Regions from separate parts of the Homo sapiens genome. Here region 2 is linked to region 1. Evidence: chromatin loops called from intact Hi-C (ENCODE). Cell type or tissue: heart left ventricle. All regions are shown on one strand. Each heading gives the region's core, and the rest is flanking DNA. Links, peaks and the distances in the headings are about the cores only.

Region 1 (8,350 bases), core at 69-8,068:
TCAGGTTCCAGAGTCCAGGTTTTAACTACTACAGTACACAACCTCTCTATGTGAAGCAATTCATTCTGATTTATTCACTCGTTCATTCATGGGCCAATTGATGGATGTCTTATAAAACAGGGATGTGAAATGGAGACTGAGTTAGAGTATAACTGGTATGATTACATTTGATCTAATTATTGTTGTAACTGTGGAGAAACCTCTCAATGTCTTACTCATTCTCTCTTTTTCTGGGTTTTGATTCTTTTTTAAAAGGAAGTCATATTATTATCTAAAACAGTTTGTATATTTACTAGTTGCTATGTTTTCAAAATAAAATTTAAAAGGAGCAGTTGAGTCAGTAGCCTGACTTTGAAAGTAAACTAAAATGTTCCTGCAAAAATAGTACTATTTTTATCAACAAACATTTAAGACCCCTTTAAACCAAGTTCTGTTTACATGAAAAATAAGTTTCTACAAAAAGAGAAAAACATAATTGGTGAAAATCTAACAGATAAAGGGTTTGCAGCACTCTGTAATTAAAATAACAATCACATTCTTGAAAGATTTTTTTTTTTTAATTCCAATTAGAGCAGCTAAGGAAAGAAACACAAAAGAAAACAGAAAAACCCAGGGTGGTAGATTCTTGCTGGGTTTATGAGAAAATTTAACCCTGCACCTGGAGTGGTGATGAAGAAAACACCTTTGGGCTGAGTGAGGACACAGAGAAAAATGACATGGTAGATGGGTGGTAGAGAAGAAGCATACAAAAGAAGAGTTAGATTTCACTTTCTCCATGGTTACAGACAACTCCCTTACAGGGTGGGGGAGGAGAGTTTGGCGGCAATGTGTAAAACGAAGTAAGAGAATTGTGCATCTATCTATCTATCTATCTATCTATCTATCTATCTATCTATCTATCTATCTAATTTATCTAATTTATCTATTTAAGTTATTTAACAAACACTTTTAAAGTGCTTAGTACTTGCCAGGTATCTTCTAACTGCCTAAAAGAGACTAATGTGGCCGGGCGCAGTGGCTCACGCCTGTAATCCCAGAACTTTGGGAAGCCGAGGAGGGCAGATCACCTGAGGTCAGGAGATCAATATCAGCCTAGCCAACATGGGGAAACCTCATCTCTACTAAAATTACAAAAATTAGCTGGACAAGGTGGCACGTGACTGTAATCCAAGCTACTTGGGAGGCAGAGGCTGGAGAATCGCTTGAACCTGGGAGGCGGAGGTTGCAGTGAGCCAAGATCGTGCCACTGCACTCCAGCCTGAGAGACAGAGTGAGATTCCATCTCAAAAAACAAAGAGAAAGACTGATGTATTTAATCTTTATAACAATTCCATTTTACAGATTTACAAACAAGCAAACAAACAAATACTAATGTAGAGAAACAAACTAATACTAATGCACAAGAAGTCAGGATTTGACAAATTTGGAATTTGAACCCAAGCAATCTGGCTCTAGACTAAGCTGATTGCTATGAAGGTATTTTTTTTGGAATTTACTGTTTGACTGAACAATCTAGTTCTATTTAGTAAATTATATTTTGTAGTAAAAAGAGTTGAAAGTTATACTAATAGCTAATGTCAGACCTATTTAGGATCACGAGGACATATGCAAACAAACCCACTGAAATTGCTCTCACTAAAATTATCACTGACCTTTTTCCAGGTTGCCAAATCCAATGAATGCATTTATGTCTTTATTTTTATTGGCTTTTCTACAAAAGCAAATACTGTTGGCTAGTGTTAGCTTGAAACTGTTCCTTTTGTGTGTGTGTGTGCGCATGCACACGCTTTCTCTTTTTGTCCTGAAATCTGTTGGTGCCCTTTTTCTGAGCATTCTTCTTTGCCTTCCTTTTTAGTGTTGCAGTTTCCAAGGCTCTATCATTGCCCTTTTTCATTTTCTGTAATACTCTTAAGAAATCTTATCTACATTTTGCCTTCAATCTACAATTGAATAACTATGAAAGTTCTAGTTTTAGACCAAAGCTTCCTTCCTTTTTAGCCTTAAATATTCAACTGTATCCCAGAAGTATCTCAAATTCAGCACATTTCAAAGTTTAATTTTTCAGATAATCCTTTAAGTGAAGTGTCTGCAAATGATGGCCTAAAGGCTAATACTGGCCGGTGAGCAACTTGTTTGTACGGTTGGAAAAAAAAACCAAATGAAGAATACTATTTCATGGCACATAAAACTTGTATGAAATTCAAATTTCAGTGTCCAGAAATTAAGTTTTATTGGCACACAGCCACACTTATTCATTTCCCATATGACTGCTTTCACATTACAACTGCAGCAGAGTAACTGCAACAGAGAACACATGGCCCACAAGTCCTCAAATATTCATTATTATTATTTGGCCTTTCACAGAATACATTTGCTGACCCTCTCTCTTAAAGCCATCCCATATTCTTCCTCCTTTCCCCAGGTTTCCCACTCAAATCTCTATCACCACTTTTTAATGATTTCAACTCTAAGTATATCTCATCAGAGACCATTTCACCTACAAGCATCTCCCAGATTTTGGCATCAGCCACCTCCTGATCTACTGAAGTAGCTTCCTGTAATGGTTATCTTTATATGTAAATTTGACTAGTCTAGAGAATGTCTAGATAGCTGGTAAAATGTTATTTCTGGGTGTGTTTCTGGAAGAGATGAGTATATGAATTAGTATACTGGGTTAGAAGTTTCCTGCCCTTGCCATTACAGGGAAGCATCATCCAATCTGTTGAAGGCCGAAATAGAATAAAAAGGTAGAGGAAAGGCAAGTTTGTTTCCTGTTTGAGCTACGACATATATCTTATCCTACACTCCATAATTGGCACTCCTGGTTCCTGGGCCTGTGAACTCCTGGACCTGGACTTATGCCATTATCCACCTACCCTTCCTGGTTTTTAGGCCTTCAGATTTGGATTGAGTTACACCACTGGTTTTCCTGGTTCTCCTGTTTGCCTACAGTAGGTTGTGGAACTTCTTGGCCTCCATAAGCATATGAGTTACTTTCTAAAATCAATCTCTCTATCTCTGTGTGTCTGTGTGTGTGTATATATATATATGTGTTACACACACACACATATATATTCTATACATACATACACACACATATACACTTCAATCCTGTCTCTCCAATCAATCCTTTACAAATTTCTATCATGCAAATCTGTTCTTTTTACTCCTTTGACCATTTTTTAAAAAATTGTTTCTCTCCTTTTCTTAGAGGAATGGTTCTGAAGGCAGCATCATATCCCCTGGGAATTTGTTAAAGATGCAAAATGTCAAACCCCACCTAAGACCTACTGAATCAGAATCTCTGGGTAACGCCCCCCAATATGTGTTTTAATAAGCCCTCCATTAATTTTAATGCACACTTATGTTTAACATCATTGGAACCATTTATCCCAGAGGAAAAAACTGTGTATTTCTTTGTGGGGATATTATTTGAGTGTGAGCATGATCTGACCCCTGCCCAATCTTGTCTCTGATTTATTCTTTCCTCACTTGCTGCTTCGATCTGCAAATGTGAAAATGCAACCCCTCCAAGTTAGTAATTTGCCTCAGGTAACATGGCTAGTGACTGACATGAGGGAAGAATTAAACTTAGCTAATCCCAAGGTTTGTTTCGTTTTTAGTACCACACCCTGCTACTTTTAAATTTCATTTACTATACTCTTACATTCAAAATCCATCTATCATAACAATGATTGTATCTATCCTAATTGTTAATTTAGTCTGTTCCTCCTCTTAGACTATAAACTCCAGGAAGGTAAGGAAGTTTGTCCAAGGAGAATGTCAAGAAAACATGACTCTCTACTGCCATCTGGTGATATGATGCAACAATTCCAAGAGGAATATATGTGCATTTAATGTCTTCTGCTTGCAGAATGCAGTGAGTAAAACAAAAGCTTGGCTTCAGACTTCTGTTCAGATAACAGAACGATTATCCCCTGGCTGTTAGACCTTGAGCAATTTACTTAGTATTTCTCTGTCTTAGGTTCCTCATCTGTGAAACTGGATGGCTAACAATTTTTCTCACGGAAATGCAATGATAATCAAGTTAGCTGCTATTATAATTATCGATATTGTTATCAAGGACTTAGCTAGACTCTATAGTTGACACAAAGAAATAAATGAAACACTGTTCCTTAAATATTTTATAATCTAGGCGAGTAGGTAAGACAGAGTTAGGAAATGATTAATGAATAAATAAATAAATAACCATACAAGCTTTAAATGCTGAGTCCTTATGGTGTTAACTATGAATGTAGAGGAGGTAAAATTTGAGCTAGTATAAGAATTTATAATTGGTATGTGTGAGAAGGAGTCTTAGATGGAGAATTGTTCCTGCAAGTCTTTGCACACATTGAGACTAACAACTGTAAAGTACTAATAAAAATGATATAAGTGCACATTTATATTACAAAGTCATAATCACAAAACCATTTTTATTTAATGCTTCATTATATAATCCCAGATCTCATTATCCAAAGAAAAACTAACACATGACCCAAAAAGTGTTTATTGTAAATGAGTGTTATTGTTGCTATTATTTTTTAATATACCTGAAACTTAATTAATAGTTGTATTTTACTGATAAAAATATAGTTAGATTAGATGGCTTCGTGAATTATATATTTTTAACTTAAAGAAAAACCTACATTGTGTTAAATGGTGATTAAACTCAACGTTTACAAGATCCTATGATTTAGATACATTATCTCCAGTTTGAAAAAGCAGATACAGAGAAGTTAAATAACTTGCCAATAATGTCCAATAACACATTAATAGCTGAGACTCATGAATCTGAAATAAAACTATGCTAATGATGAAGGGTACATCACGCAATTAATAAATCATATGTTTAGGATTTGAACCCAGGCCATGCCATTAATTCTAAGCTTGGCTCCCTCATGCTGTAAATTTTTCTAATTAATATTTAAAATACCCACTACTGCTCCTTCATATTGCATATGTTTAAGCTGTGGTTTGTTTCTTCCTAATCCCATATAACAACAACATTAAAAACCAAAGAGATCTAAAATATATTTCTAAAATATTCTGCTTAAATATCCAATAACCAATTTGGAACTTTGTGTGCATAATGAATGCTTACTTGTAAGAAAACTGGTGCTGAAACTTTTATTAATTTCCTACTTGGAGGATTAGATAATGGCAAATAGTATTTGTAACCTTTATTTCTTTAATTTGTGAAAGATATATTTCAATTTTATAGTACTGAATGTCATGTATTTTTTAAATTTATTATTTGTTTCATGAACATCATGTTATTATTCACCAGAATACGGGCTATTATTATTGTATTTGTGTTAATGCTGAGCCTTTGTCACCATTTTCATTTTAATTCTATCCTCGGTAATAAAATAGTCGATATGTTCCTGCATCTTTTTTCCCTAGCAGTGGAAGTGTTACTTCACTGAAGCAGATAAACAGGACAGATAATGATTATTATATGCTCAGTGATCCTTATAATGGGGAAAGGTAGAATGTTCTCTGATCACTCTCAAAATTGCAAACTGACTGAATTTCATTTAGGAAATAGCAAGTTCTTTTCATAGGTGATATTCTCTAAATGTATTTAAAGACTAGAATATTTGCCCTGAATCCTGGGAAAATATGTTAAATTACATCCACATAGTAAAATCTTGCTTATTTTATGTAAAGAGGAAAAATCATATATAAATCATATTTTGAGTTAAGGAAAGATGTCAAGGATGCCTCCCCCCACCAAAAAATGACAATGAATGTCTCGTTTCTTTCCTATATATGCATAAATATCAGGAAAGCTTGAGAGTATCGTGGTTCTTCCTGTTCTATGAATTTACTAAGGGTCATGCCAATGCAGGCGAATTAGACAGTGCAGTTAGTAAATGAAGGAGAAGGACATTGATCCTATTTTGGGTGAGGAGGAATGATGCAATACATAGATGATGCAATACATAGATGAAGGCCATTTTTCATGGTCCAGTTCATTTAGATTGCACTGAACATACAAATTATTATTACTACAAAATGCCAAACAATCTGAGGGACAAAAATACAGTTGTGTAAATAATTTTGCACTTGAAATAATCAAAACCATTCATATCTTATAAGTGCTTGTCATCTACAGTGTTTGCTTACAGCTAAGCATTCCTCTGTTGAAGGAAATTCTAGAGAAGCGTATTTTTTCATTATACTAGTGGCACATTGCTGGTCAGAATAATAACTTCTTGCCTTATTTAAATTTAATCAAATTCAATATATCTACTAAATCATTATTAAATGCAAAAATGACTAATCTATATACTTTTTTCTATAATGTCCTCATGCTTTTTAGCTTATAAGGTGAAAGAAGTCAAGAGTAGAAGAAAAAAATTAAAGTTATTGCTCACCTATGTAAGCAGTAGATATAGAAACCATATGTATAGAAACTCCCATGTAGCAAAGAAGGATCAATTATGTAAGAAAATAGAAACTGAGAAATTGAGAGTATCTGGGAAAATAACTAGATTCAATCAGATTGTCAGAGAAAGGACACAGAAAATTTTGCAGATGAGATTTTGGTAGAATAAATAGTATCAAGGGAGAATGAACGCAACACACTGAAGAAAGACAAAGGAGAGCCATGTGATATTGTCAACCAGAGAGGTAATTGGTTTTAGTCAAGTCTAAAAGATACTATAATACAAATTTTAAAAATAAGGCTCGATGTGTGGAACAAATGCCCTACATGCCAATGAGTTAGAAGGTCTGCTTATTCCACACTGAAAAAGAAAGAGAAGGAGAAGATGCAAGAGAGAGCTTGTCATCTAAGAATCATGAATCTAAAATGAAAACATGCTAATAAAGGGGTCATTGTTTGCATTCAAATGAGATTTCCAAGGGTTATATCACATATAATGAGGAAAAAGTATAAAAGGATGAGCTGACGTTACACCAAATGGGATACCTCATGGTATCCCAGTGGGGCAAAAAGTGAGAATTAGGATAGGAACACTTGGCAAACATTGAGTGGAGGAAACACAATCACAAAACCAAGATGGGGTTCACTGTTGAACCAAAAGGTGAAATACGGAATACATGGGGAGAGGTAGCACATATGGGCCTGTGAACTCACTTCTCCTAAAATAGAGGAACTCAGGCAAATGGTTCACCCTTTCTCATGTACCACCCCCTCTCTTCCCAATATGCTACATGGTAATAATCTAAAAATTAGGGGATTTAGTTTAAAATAAATATACAGGGGCATCTTAGGAATTAAGATGCCCCTAAATATTTATATGTAAATAAAATAAAAAGGGAAAGAGAAAAAAATTCTAAACCAGTTAAAATAAAGGTTGAAACCACTTCCCTCATAGAGTATGCGTAAAATGTCAATAACTTTTAACTTATAGAAGTTATTTTATACTTCAAATATTATATGATTAAGATGATAATACTTTCTGGGTGGTTAATCCATAAGTGAACAAGCACTTACCCTGTGGCTGGCGACTGGGATGGTATATCTGAAGGTCAAATGGCTGTGCACTGGTTTTCTGAATCACACTGACATTCTGCCCTGTCCACTTATTGGCTTTGGACAATGTGTTGGTCCTCCAGTCTGTCCAGTAGACTTCACTCCCATATAGAGACACAGCAAAGGGATGGGAAAGGTATTCATGACCTCGGATGATTTCTATCATGTTTGTTCCATCATAGAGGGCTGAATAAATAGCATCTGACCTACAGAAAGATAAATACATGAGTAGTTTGTCAAAACTCATTCAACTAGTCCAGAGACATAATCATGTAACTCAGCTAAATGACAAAAAAGGTATTTTATAAATATTTTTATGGGTCTGTATCTGATTTGGGGCAAGCAAAAAAAAAATACACCTCCAATTTTAATATATGTATACATGATACTGACATGTTAGGACACTTTCCAATGTTGTAAATATTATCTAAGTAAAAAAAAAAATACAGAAAAGAGATGATTTTTTAAACCTGGCGTCTGTCCACACTATCCTTTTCTCAAAGTGGTCCACAGTTAGTCCATTAGGCCAAGCCCCAGTTTTCATGTCTTTATAGATGGTTTTTCTCCCAGCACCACTCATAGAGGCAGATTCAATGCGAGGAAAATTTGCATCCCAGTCTGTCCAGAAAAGAATTCTAAAAAAAAAAAAAAAAAAAGAAATAATACTATTGTTTCAGTCATTCATTTCACAGATATTTATTGAGTGCCTACCATATGCTAGGCACTGGATAGGTGATAAGTCACAAGAGAAACAGATGTATTATCTATCCTCGTGGGGCTTATGGTCCAGTGGAGGAGCCAGACTAAATAAGTGCATAAATATATAATTATGACTCATAAAAT
Region 2 (8,350 bases), core at 257-8,256, 700 kb before region 1:
TAGAAATGCTAGCAATTTTTGCACATTTATTTTGTATCCTGAGTTGCTCCTGTATCCTGTATTACTGAAGTTGCTTATTAACTTAAGAAGCTTTCAAGCTGAGTTTATGGGGTTTTCTAGACATAGAACCACGCCATCTGCAAACAAAGATAGTTTGACTTCCTGTCTTCTTATTTGAATACCGTTATTTCTTTCTTTTGCCTGATTGCCTTGGCCAGGACTTCCAATACTATGTTGAATAGGAGTGGTGAGAGAGATCATGCTTGTCTTGTGCTGGTTTTCAAGGGGAATGCTTCAGGCTTTTGCCCATTCAGTATGGTATTGACTGTGGGTTTGTCATAGATGGCTCTTATTATTTTGAGGTATGTTCCTTCAATATACCTAGTTTATTGAGACTTTTTAACACAAAGGGATGCTGAATTTTATTGAAAGCCTTATCTCCATTTATTGAGATAATCATGTGGTTTTTGTCTTTAGTTCTGTTTATGTGGTGAATCACATTAATTGATTTGTATATGTTGAACTGACTTTGTATCTCAGGAATAAAGCCTACTTGATCATGGTGGATAAGCTTTTTGATGTGCTGCTGGGTTTGATTTGAGGGTATTTTGTTGAGTATTTTTGCATCAATATTCATCAAGGATACTGGCCTAAAGTTTTCTTTTTCTGTTGTATCTCAGCAACAAGGTTTTGGTATCAGGATGATGCTGGCCTCACAGAATGAGTTAAGGAGCAATCACTCCTTTTTATTTTTTAAGAATAGTTTCAGTAGGAATGGTACCAGCTCTTCTTTGTAACTCTAGTAGATTTCAGCTGTGAATCCATCTGGTTCTGGGCTTTTGCTTTTTTTGTTTGGTAGACTATTTATTATTGCCTCAATTTCAGAACTTGATATTGGTCTATTCAGGGATTCAATTTCTTTTGGGTTCAGCCTTGGGAGGGTGTATGTGTCTAGGAATTTAACCATTTCTTCTAGATTTTCTATTTTATGTGCACAGAGATGTTTATAGGATTGTCTGATAGTTGTTTGCATTTCTGTGGGATCAGTGGTGATATCTCCCTTATCATTTCTGATAGTCTTTCTTTGAATATTTTTTCTTTTTTATTAGTCTAGCTAGCTAGTTATTTTATATTTCTTAAAAAAAAAACAGCTCCTGGATTTGTTGGTTTTTTGAAGGATATTTTTGTGCCTCAATCTCCTTCAGTTCAGTTCTGATCTTGGTCATTTTTTGTCTTCTGATAGCTTGGGGATAGTTTACTCTTGGTTCTCTAGTTCTTTTAGTTGTGATGTTAGGTTGGTAACTTGAGCTCTTTCTAGCATTGTGATGTGGGCATTTAGTGCTAAAAATTTCCCTCCTACAACTGCTTTAGTTGCATCACACAGATTTTGGTACATTGTATTTTTGATAGCATTTTTTTCAAAGAACTTGATTTCTGCCTTAATTTTATAATTTACCCAAAAGTCATTCAGGAGCAGGTTGTTCAATTTCCATATAGTTGTATTATTTTGAGTGAATTTATTAATCTTGAATTCTAATTTGATAGTGTTGTAGTCTGAGAGACTGTTATGATTTCAGTTCCTTTGCATTTGCTGAGTAGCGTTTTACTTCCAATTCAGTACCATTCAGGACATAAGCACAGGCAAAGATTTCATGACGATGATGCCAAAAGCAATTACAACAAAAGCAAAAACTGACCAAGGGGAACTAATTAAACTAAAGAGCTTCTGCACAGCAAAATAAACTATCAATAGAGCAAGCAGACAACCTACAGATTGGGAGAAAATGTTTGCAATGTATCTATCTGACAAAGGTCTAATATCCAGCTTCAATAAGAAAATTAAATTTACAAGGAAAAAAGAAACAACCCCATTTAAAAAGTGAGCAAAGGATATGAACAGACACTTCTCAAAAGAAGACATACATGTGGCCAAGAATCATATGAAAAACAGCTTAACATCATTGATCGTTAGAGAAATGCAAATCAAAACCATAATGAGATACCATCTCACATCAGTCAGAATGGCTTTTATTAAAAAGTCAAAAAACAATAGATGCTGGTGAGGTTGTGGAGAAAAAGGAATGCTTTTACACTGTTAGTGGGAGTGTAAATTAGTTTGACCATTATGGAGGATAATGTGGTGACTTTTCAAAGACCTAGAGGCAGAAATACCATTCAACCCAGTAATCCCATTACTGCATATATGCCTAAAGGAATATAAGTTGCTCTATGATAAACATACATGCACATGTATGTTCATTGCAGCACTATTCACAATAGCAAAGAAATGGAATCAACCTAAATGCCCATCAATGATAGACTGGATAAAGACAATGTGCTACACATACACCATGGAATACTATTCAGCCACAAAAAGAGTGAGATCATGTCCTTTGCAGGGACATGGATGGAGCTAGAAGCCATTATCCTCAGCAAACTAACGCAGGAACAGAAAACCAAATCCCACATGTTGTCACTTATAAATAGGAGCTGAATGATAAGAACACATGGACACATTGATGTAGGGAACAACACACACTGGAGCCTGTCAGAAGGTTGGAGTGGAAGGAGGTAGAGCACCAGGAAGAGTAGCTAATAGATGCTGGGCTTAACACCTAGGTGATGGGATGATGTATAGAGCAAACCCCTGTGGCACACATGCAGGATGTACAGGTTGTGCTCTACTTCTAACCTGCACATCCTGCACATGTATCCCTGAAAAAAAATAAAAGTTGGAGGAAAAAAAAAGTCATACAAAAGGCCACAAAGTACATAAGAAAATGCTCAACATCAGTAATCATCAGGAAAATGCAAATTAAAACCACAATGATCTATCACGTCATTATAATGGTATTTATCAAAAAGGCAAAAGCTAACAGTTTTGTACACTATTGGTGAGAAATTCGCACAGTCTTTTTGTAGAACAGTGTGGAGATTCCTCAGGAAGTTAAAAATAGAACTACCGCATCATCTAGCAATCCCCTTTCTGGATATACGTCCAAAATAAATAAAATCAGTGTGCCCAATTAAAAAAATGTTTAAGTTGACACAAAAAGCATAAGTAAGAATAAATGAGATGAAAGGCAGGGTGATGCCAAACATAGCCCATTGGCAGCTGATCTGCATGTTGTTAAAGGATACAACTTCTAGGAATAATACACGAAAGTGAAAGGGAAATAATGATTAGTCAGATTACACGTCCTGTCTCTCACAGTTTGCTATTCAATGCCAAGAAATAAAAAGCACCAGAAGTGTCATAACAGGTATAATGTTTCATGGGTACAACAGTCCATTTAACAGAGATATAAAAAATGGAGTGTTTTTGACTATTTTTTAACCTTCTGTCAGATGACTTACCACAAAAGCTTTCAGGTAAATTCAATTCCATTGAGCATTAGCTACGTTAGCAATACTCCAGTGATGCCCAAAAGTTCATCTCCACATCATTGTTTTTCCTTTAAAGACCCTCTTTTTTTTCTCCTTCACATCCTACTTTGAAATGCATAGAATTTGGTCTCTGCATGTCAATTCCCAATAGTATGGTTTAGCATTGAGTATGTATGCTGGTGGTGTGAGAAGGAGAGGGCTCTTTGTTTGTGTGCTGGAAAAAAATACCAGAAGTTAGGTAATTTATAAACAATATAAATTTATTTCTCACCATTTTGGAGCCTCGAAAGTCCAAGATTAAGGCATCATCAGGAATGATGTCTGGTGAAGGCTGTGCTCTTTTTCCGAGATGACACCTTATTGCTGCATCCTCTGGAAGGGATGAATGCTACATCCTGACATGGTGGAAAGGACAAAAAGACAAGATAAGTTTTCCTTGTAAAAGGATGCTAATCCCATTCATGAAGGCAGAACCCTCATGGCTTAATCACCTCCCAAAGGCCACATTTATTAATACTATGGCATTGGGGATTAAGTTCAATGTAACATTTGGAAGGAGCACCATCATTCAAACCATAGCAGTTCATTCCATTAGGATATAGTGGACTGACAACATGGTGGGAATTATGCATTCCATCTTGTTAGACTCCAGAGCTCATCTAGGCTGGCCCATGGGCTGATGTACCTCTATTTTGGCCACAGCCAGGTGCTGATGTTGGTGCACCTTTAGTCCCCTCCCAGCTCCCTATATGCAGTGCATGTGTACTTACCTAAGGTGAACCCCCTTTTCCCACATTGCTGATTCTTGGCGTGGTTTCTTGGCTCTCTTATCCAGCCAGACTCAGTAGTTTGCTGCAGGCCTGTGGGAAAAATACCTTTCCTCAGGTGTACCTCACCCTCAGATCAGTGCAAAGCTGAGCAGGTAACTGAGCACCTCCTCATGTCTTCATACCACCATCCTTTTTTCTGGGGCCTAACTGTGGGGCTTCCTTTCTTGTTCTTCTAATGAAAAGCAGCACACCGGCCTCCTCTTCACTAATATTTCCCATTACCTTGCAAGAAACTCCTTTGCTTCTTTCTCATCCTTCTGATTTCCTTGGGAGAGGAGACACAAACACCACCTTCTGTACCTGCCTTTCCCCACCTCATCTCTCTGTGTCCACCAATGCCTCACTCAGGGTTTTTCAACTTTGGCACTATTGATATTTTGGATCTTAGCACCATTGACATTCTTTGTTGTGGGGTTTGTCCTGTGTGGGTCAGATGTTGAGCAGCATCTCTGGCCTCTACCCACTAGATGCCAGTAGCAACTCTCCAATTGCAACAATCAAAAATATATTCAGGCATTGCTGAATGCCTTATGCAGACAAAATAGACACCCTCTGCCCCCAACAAAGTAATAGTTTTGTTTACTCTAGGGCAAAGGAGAGAAATGAAGTCTATCAAAATAAATCAATTTTTAAATGTTTCCACTCTCTCGCCTGAAATCTAGGATTTCTTATTCTCCTCTAATCTCAAGGAGACTGTAAAGTTGGCATTTTTAATTTGCTGAACCCTGGTAAACTCTCGTCTTCTTTTCCACCTCCGGGTAATTATAACCCCAAGTCTCCTGGGAAAGCAGAACAAATATTTCATACCAGTTGGTGCTTCCAGGCCACACATTAATATTTTACATGTTATCTGTCACATGGTTTTACCAAACATCACAAGAAAGGACTTATTGTACAGAGTTAATCATGAAATCATTTCTAACATTTTGACCAATGTAATTATTTGTTTGCTTTTTTTTTTAATGTTAAAATGTTTTCCATTTTGGTGGTATAGAAACCACCAAAAAAATTTTAAAAGCCAAGCAACAGCTATATGGCTATCCCCAATAAATCTCATATTACATAATCTTACTTTTCAATTTTCTCACCTTGGACTAAATAATCATTAGATTATTTATATTTACAATCCCAAACTGCCATTATTACTCCCTGCTACTAATCTGTCACATCTTATCTTCTCAACTTTCTACCCTCTGATTTTTCTACTGTTACAGAGGCAGAATGATTCTGAGAACAAGTCCCATATACTTTCCTGGTCAGGCCAAGCTGTGCTTTTTGAATATGATACACAATCCAGTAGATAGACTTCTAGGAACCACGTACATCATTTGGTCTATTTTAAAGCGGTTGTTTTCCATCTCTATCTATGTGTTTAGTAGTTTTACAATTAATATATGATGTATTTAGGTGTAAAGAAGAAAAGCAGTTTGCAAAGAGAATACAATTTTAAGTTTAATGCAACCTAATGTAATCAATCAGTAGTATTTAACAGAGAGAGAGAAAGAGTACTGCAACTGTTCTGACTATATACTAGTCTAGTTCATTTTAATGTTCCTACTATAAATGTCTGCATTCACACATTATTATAAACAGGAATCTAAATCATTGTAGCTAGTTTTATGGTATAAACAAAACATTAATAGGAACAACAAATTTAGGAGCAATAATGCATTTTCAAGCAAGGGTATTTTTCCCGCCATGTTCTAAAAACTCAAACACATAAATAACCTGATAGCATAATTCTTGAAGTGTATATTGTACCAAAGACTAATTATTTTTCTATAGAAATATTGTTAGAAGATTAAATTTTAAAAGGTCACTTCTATTGTGAAATGAAGCTAATTAAAATTATACTTAAAAATGATGGAGATTAAGTTTGTCTTTGAGACCTTATTTATTTTGGACATTCTAATGCCCACTATAATTTTTGGTACATAGTAGGAGTTTAATAAATATACACTGAGAAAAGAAATTATTAGAAGTATTACAGTATAATATGTGTGCTGGATAGAGTAATAAAAAGGAAGACATTTGTTACAGTTTTGAAGTGTGCCTGCACAAATTAAGTGCTCAATAAAAGTTTGTGATCTAAGATGTGATCGTGGGGAAGTGGAAGAGAGAAACCACAGAGTGCTGACAAAGCATTCACTGCCTGTAATAGCCCCTCAATGAGTTCGGCTTCCTGATATTCACATCATTGCATAACTCACTCCCCTTGAGAGTAGACTAGACCTAATGAATCACCTCCAAAGAACAGAATAAGGTGTGAGGGGACGTCGTGTCTGCAGTTAGGTTATTGAAAACCAAGACTTCAGGCCGGGCACGGTGGCTCACGCCTGTAATCCCAGCACTTTGGGAGGCCGAGGCAGGTGGATCATGAGGTCAGGAGATCGAGACCATCCTGGCTAACATGGTGAAACACTGTCTCTACTAAAAATATAAAAAATTAGCCTGGCGTGTTGGCTGGCACCTGTAGTCCCAGCTACTCGGGAGGCTGAGGCAGGAGAATGGTGTGAACCCGGGAGGCGGAGCTTGCAGTGAGCCGAGATCGCGCCACTGCACTCCAGCCTGGGCGACAGAGCGAGACTCCGTCTCAAAAAACAAACAAACAAACAAACAAAGACTTCAATCTTGCTAATGCTTCCCCTGACTCTTTTTGCATCCTTACTCAGATGAAGCCAGCTGCCATGCTTAAAGGTCTTTTACGGAGATCCACTTGGCAATAAACTGAGGATGGCCTCTGGCAACAGCCTGTGAGGAACTAGGTCCCTCAGCCCAACAGCTCTCCCGGAACTGAATCTTGACAACAACTATGTGCTGGATCTGGAATGTGTTGCCTCCCTCAGTAGAGCCTTAGGGTGACTACAAGCCCATCCAACACACTGAGTACATACAGCCTCTGAGCAACCTGAATTCATGGACCCAGGGAAGTCATGCCCAGAATCCTGACCAATAACAACTGTCAGAAAATTAATGTTTTAAGTCACTAAGATTTGAGGTAATTTGTTACACAGCAATATATTTCAAAACAAGGTCTCTCAGGAAATGATTTTTTGTCTTTGTCTATAAAACCACTATAATTCTGAGGTCAGTAAACCAGGTAACTCGTGTGATCTAAAGGTTATACATTAAAGAATAAATTAATAAAAATAACCATTGTTTTGTTTTTCCACAATCACTAAACTATGAGTTTTATCTAACATCTTGCAAAGAGATAGGGAAATACACAACAAAACTCTGGGATCTAGAAAAGGGGTATAAATGGTTGTCATAAACAAAAATAATAGCTGGTAAAGGGATGAGGCAGTTGCTTATAAAAGCAATAGAGAAGAAAACGTGATGTGAGTGGTTGGTGAATGGGTAATTTTCTCACTCAAACAGCTGCTGAGCCCTTGCGATATACCACTCATAGTGAGAAGCTCTGTGGATACAAAAATGATCAAAAATTGCTCTTTGCTCTCAAGAACATTGTGGTATAATGAAACAGACAGGCACACACAGACTTGCATACACACTTTCCACTATGAAACAATGTGATGAGTGTGAAGAAAGATGTTTGTGTGGTGTGTAACAGAGAAGCATTGACTTCTCAGAGGATGTGTCAGGTGTGTCCTCTGGGAAGCAGACAGTGAGGCAATATTAGGCAGGTGTGAGCTTTACTGGAAGCTAACACCTGTGGAAGGTAATAGGCAGAAAAAGCAGAAACTGACAGGGGGAGGCTGAGAACAAAATGTGGAGCTATCAGTGTCTTGTCCAATAGAGAGCTCCTGAGCAAAGATTGTCCTTTGAAAGAGTCTTGCTTTGGCCTAAATTCTAGCCCTTGTAATTTTTCCCTGCTCAGTAATTGGTTAGAAATAGCCTGATTCTTCACAGTGGGGATTCCAGGAAGGATCTCTTAAAGCATGGTGCTCTTGAATTGAGTTGGAAAGGGTGGAAATCTAGGAATGAGTGAGGCAAAAGAGCCAACAAATTGCATGTTCAAAGTCACAGAGGCTTGACGTGGCACTCTGTGTGGTTCCAAAAGGGTGGGGAAAGAATACTTGTGGAGAAACAACCAGATTTGAGCATAGAGAGGTGGACAGGTGTTGGATAATAAAAACCCATATATCTTATATAGTTCAAGCTTCATCTTA

Evidence for each region. Peaks named below come from ENCODE experiments on the same cell type or tissue, not always from the same donor. Only the 100,000 strongest peaks of a DNase experiment are listed, where the experiment ranks them.
Region 2: it touches region 1 in a loop (7-fold over the local background); 4 of 110 quality-filtered maps call a loop at or near these places.

Annotation. Positions count from the first base shown.
Region 1 is chr2:140,860,122-140,868,471 of GRCh38, forward strand. LRP1B (LDL receptor related protein 1B) reads right to left here. Exons shown (of 91, transcript NM_018557.3): 26 at 7,978-8,142; 27 at 7,469-7,713. Among named protein-coding and RNA genes, the nearest start is that of MIR7157, 280 kb to the left of the region's middle. In heart left ventricle, for the core only: a CTCF peak has its summit at 3,814 (motif pointing left); no DNase peak of the experiment used is centred there.
Region 2 is chr2:140,159,968-140,168,317 of GRCh38, forward strand. No RefSeq gene overlaps it. Among named protein-coding and RNA genes, the nearest start is that of LINC01853, 46 kb to the left of the region's middle. In heart left ventricle, for the core only: a CTCF peak has its summit at 4,688 (motif pointing right); no DNase peak of the experiment used is centred there.